2 separate regions of the Homo sapiens genome follow, and region 2 is linked to region 1. A link is a loop called in an ENCODE intact Hi-C map of the cell type or tissue named here. Cell type or tissue: OCI-LY7. All regions are shown on one strand.

Region 1 (2,500 bases):
AAATGATCATGACGTTCAAGAGTCTTCCATAACGTCCGATTCTACATGTAATCTCTGTGCTTGCCTGGCACAGTGCTGAGACAGTGCACCTGGCTGAAACAGATCTCTTTTCCTTGCTGAACATACTTGTACTTTCCTCCCTCCAGGCCACCATGTGGGCAGGTCCTGCCACCTGCATACTTCACTTCTAACCTCACCTGAAGGTGAAGCTTTCTCTAAGGACTCCAGGTGAAGGCACTCTTGCCCTTCTGAGCACCCCCTGGAAGTTGTCTACATTTCCTTCTCGGCATTTTATTTGATTCATGTTTTATCTCCTAGAACTTTGTCATCTTTGGGTCCCTCAGCATCTGGCATGTGGGAACAGGCTGGCCCCCTCACTGTCCCGGAGACCCCTATGCTTTCCCATCTTCTGACCTCTGCTCATTGCCCTTCCCTAACAGCCAGACAGGCTTGGGTTTGAATCCCATCTTTTTACCCACTAGGTATGTGACCTTAGGCACATCACCACCTCTGTGAACTCTGCTTTCTTCCCCTCTAACTGGGTCTAATCATACCTTTCTTTTGGATTCTTGGGGGAAAGAATGAGATAGTGTATAGAACTTTGCCTGGCATGCAGTAGGCATCCCATAGATGGGAGCTGATCTTTTTTGGGAAGCTTTCCCTGCCCACGTGACACAGACCTCAGCCATCCCAACTGCCCCTCCTGAGCCCTGTAGCTCTTCATGTTGGCAGCCAGACTGAGGATGAGGCTTTATGGTTCAGGTAACCTCTTCTCTGACTGGACCAGGCACTTCCTGCAGGCAGGGCATGGGGAGGGGCTCAGCCCTGTGCTTCTCCCAGAACAGACCTGCAGACATCTGTGGCTAATGTCAGGGCTGTGGACCTGGCTTTTCAAGGTCACAGAGCTATACCAAGCAGGCAGTATCCAGAACCCATTCCATGGCCTTTCCCCATGGGTCAACTTTGGTTGCCTAGCAACTCCAACACCTCCTACACATTCAGGTGAGGCAGCAGCTGTTCCTTAGTCAGAGAATGGTTGAAATAAGTAATCATGCAAAGACAACAGTGTGTACTGCATCTCAGGGCCCCAAGGCCCCGGTGACAGGGAGCTCAGATGTCGCAGGGCTGGAAGCAGGTAGGAGGATGAGGGGGTGGGCAGGTGGGCCTGGCTCTCCGGTCCTTGAGCAAATGAGTGAAGGACTGAAGGAAGGTGGGGGTGAAACGCAAACCGTGACACCTCTTGTGACTGGACAGAAGAGGGCGCTGCTGTCCTGCTGGAAGCAATCCCTGGGCCATTCCGAGGACCCTTTACTTACCTCTTTGATGCCGCTTTTCTTTCACTTTAGGGTCGGCCAGGCCTCAGGTCTTGCAGATTCTCCCCAGTGAGTGGCTCTCAAACCTCACCCTTTCTGGTCTCTGCCCCTCTTAGAGCCAAGCCCCATCTCTTCGGCTCATGCTGAACCACGGCCCGGCCGGAAGAGTGTGGATTCTGTACCTCTCTGTCTCACGTGGTCGGGATTATGTTGCCTCACTCTCCAAGAACCTCAGTTTCCCCAACCAGGGAATGGTAAGATGGGGTCTTAGGCAAGACTCGCTGGCTCTGCTGCTCACTGTAGCCCCTCTGGTCCCTCGAGTGCCCAGCTCCTCCAGCCTTTCTGAGTGGAAAGCAGAGGTGGCGATGTCAGCCTTAGGGCCATGGAAAGGGTAGAGCTGGAAACTGAGAGCAGCGTCCGTCAGGAGACCTGAATTCAGTGGGGAGGTCAGCAGGCTGGGTGTGGGGGCTGCCCCTCATCCAGCCTGAGGCAGGCTCTCCATCCTGGTCAGGAGCACAGGCTCTGGGGGCAGACAGGAGGGCCAGCTCCCAATCCTGGCTTGGCCACTTAGTGTCTGCGTGACAGAGAACAAGTTACTTATGCTCCCTTCACTTAGGGTTCTTCGTCTTTACAGTAGCCTTGCTAGCACCTCCCTGGAAAGGGTGTGGTGGGAAAGTGATGTCACATAGAAAGCACGCAGCGTGCAGTAGGCACTCAGCAAATGCTGGCAGCTGCTATCAGTTGGGCCCGGTCAGGGACCATGGGGGTGGGGATGGCCATTCCTCCTTTTCCTGTCCTGCCAACGGTAAAATGGGTGAGTTTCACCCTTACTAGTATGGCAGCCAGGCCCTTTCAGAGGCTGTCCATGCTGATGCTGAGCCTGCTGGGACAGGCATGGTCAGTAAGGGGAAGGCCTCGGGGACCGATGTGCCTGGGCCATCAGAGGCTGGGTAGAACTTGTACGGCCCGTGCTCTAAGCCCCTCTGTCTGTGGTGAAGCTGCTTCCTCCTGTCCTGCTGTGAGGGGTGAGGTGGTCACTCGGTTACCTACACTCCTGCTGACCACACAGTTCCACACAGGATGTGAGCCTCACGATGCGCCCTAAGGAAGGTGGCGATTATTACCCCCATTTAGCAAATAAGACAACTGAGGTCCAGAAAGCTGTGTGATTGGCTCACAGTCCTTCA
Region 2 (2,500 bases), 470 kb after region 1:
TTGGTTACATGAGTAAGTTTTTTAGTGGTGATTTGTGAGATTCTCCACATTGTTTCCCATAGTGGCTATACCAGTTTACATTCCCACCAGCAGGGTACAGGTGTTCCCTGATCACTGCGTCCACACCAACATCTACTGCTTTTTTGATATTTTGATTATGGTCATTCTTGCAGGAATAAGGTGGTATCACACTGTGGTTTTGATTTGCATTTCCCTGATCATTAGTGATGTTGAGCATTTTTTCAAATGTTTGTTGGCCATTTGTATATCTTCTTTTGAGAACTCTCTATTCATGTCCTTAGCCAACTTTTTGATGGGATTGTTTGTTTCTTTCTTACTGATTTGTTTGAGTTCGTTGTAGATTCTGGATATTAGTCCTTGGTCAGATGTATAGATTGTGAAGATTTTTCTCCCACTCTGTGGGTTGTCTATTTACTCTGCTGACTGTTCCTTTTGCCGTGCAAACACTCTTTAGTTTAATTAGGTCCTAGCTATTTATCTTTGTTTTTATTGCATTTGCTTTGGCTTCTTGGTCATGAAATCCTTGCCTAAGCCAATGTCGAGAAGGGTTTTTCCAGTGTTATTGTCTAGAATTTTTATAGTTTCAGGTCTTAGGTTTAAGTCCTTAATCCATCTTGAGTTGATTTTTGTATAAGGTGAGAGACGAGGATCCAGTTTCATTCTCCTACATGTGGCTTTGTTGAAGATCAGTTGGTTGTAAATATTCGGGTTTATTTCTGGGTTCTCTATTCTGTTCCATTGGTCTATGTGCATATTTTTATACCAGTACCATGCTGTTTTGGTAACTATGGCCTTATAATATAGTTTGAAATCAGGTAGTGTGATGTTCCCAGAGTTTTCATTTTGCTTAGTCTTGCTTTGGCTATGCAGGCTCCTTTTTGGTTCCATATGAATTTTAGAATTGTTTTTTCTAACTCTGTGAAGAATGATGGTGGTATTTTGATGGGGATTGCATTGAATTTGTAAATTGCTTTTGGCAGTATGGTCATTTTCACAATATTGATTTTATCCATCCATGAGCATGGGATGTGTTTTCATTTGTTTGTGTCGTCTATGTAAGAACAGCTGTTTGATAAAGATTTTTCTAATAGTGACATCTAGTGGCATCTGTTTGTCATGAAATGATTTTACTGGCAATACCCTCTAGTATAAAAGAGGTAGCTCCTTTAAACTTGGATGGTTTGCCCAGAATGACAGTAACGTGGGCTGCTGTATCTAATAAAGCTAGAAAATGTTATCTACTTGTAGAATTCCAATGAACCACCAGAGTCATACAGAGGAAATTGTCACCGGGTGGTGGGACAAGGCACAGGGATTGCCTGAATCCCTATTTGAGAGGCCATGGTGATTACCAGTTTCAGGGGTCTGAGAATTAGCCAGAGGCATAATTAGTTGGATTTGGAGGCGTGGTCTCAAGAGATCCCAGATCTGTGGGCAAGTGATGAGGACTTTTTAACGTAATCTTCTTTAGTTGTTGCAATTTGGGTGTGGCCTGGCTAGTAATTCTTCATGAGGCACACAGGGGCCTCTAAATTGCCAATAAACAGGATGAGCTGGATCACCCAGAGGTAATGGGGTAATCTGAGAGTTGGAAAAGAAAGGGAGGGCTGAATAGTCCACTCTAGGGGTTCCCATGCACTAGGAGGCAAGCTTTGTTAGGTCAGAATTGTGAGTCGGGATGGACAGAACCCTCACATTGTGCCAGCAGACCAATTTCATTCATGGCCCTTAGGATGGTATAGGACCTGTGAACAAGGTTAAGCAACATGACCCTGCAGTTGGATGGGGGCACCTGCAAGAACAGCTCTCAGGAGTCTATGTCAACAGGGGCTTTTTCAAAATTAGCAATGTGTTTAGTCTTCCTTCTCTGAATATTTGAAGAAATAATAGACCCATTAAACCATACCAATTTCATGGAGGAGCATGCAGGCCTCCTCAATAGTTTTCCACTAGACATCCTTAGCAGCAATGACCACATGGAAGAGTGAGCCAGACTCTAAGCCTTGAAATCAGTCAGTAAGGAAAGGGCTCTGGAATTCTTAGTGGTGGTAGAAGTTTTGGGTTCCTTATTTGAGGTTTCCATAACCTCCTCAAAAGTATTGGTCTCTTTATCAAGCCTGCCCTTGTGTTTTGGATGCCCTTTACCCTCTTTGGGTACCTCTGGCTCCAAAATATATAAAATCTAAGCTTGAAAGCAAAAGGATCTTTAAGTGAATTATGCATCTCAGGATCTTAAGTAATGTTGATGAGCAGCCTCATCTCTGGGGTGATGACAAAAGCTTCATGCCTGTGTTAAACACTCTCAGTAACTAATTGGCTCCTTTCTTTTTTATCTTTTGGAAAAAAACTGAGAATAATTTGAATTCCTAGACTCGTGATTTTAGGTGTTTCAGCTTTTAGTTCTTTATGATCTCTCATGCTTTTTCTGGTTCTTTTTATTGTATCTATTTAAGGTGTACAACTCTCACCTTTTCTGTTT

The links. Peaks named below come from ENCODE experiments on the same cell type or tissue, not always from the same donor. Only the 100,000 strongest peaks of a DNase experiment are listed, where the experiment ranks them.
Region 2: it touches region 1 in a loop (4-fold over the local background); 7 of 110 quality-filtered maps call a loop at or near these places.

Annotation. Positions count from the first base shown.
Region 1 is chr1:110,523,393-110,525,892 of GRCh38, forward strand. LOC124904292 (a long non-coding RNA gene) reads left to right here and starts at 2,061. Exons shown (of 2, transcript XR_007066353.1): 1 at 2,061-2,127. In OCI-LY7, CTCF peaks have their summits at 1,273 (motif pointing right) and 1,485; a DNase peak (open chromatin) is centred at 1,259.
Region 2 is chr1:110,991,417-110,993,916 of GRCh38, forward strand. No RefSeq gene overlaps it. Among named protein-coding and RNA genes, the nearest start is that of LRIF1, 29 kb to the left of the region's middle. In OCI-LY7, a CTCF peak has its summit at 1,112 (motif pointing left); a DNase peak (open chromatin) is centred at 1,125.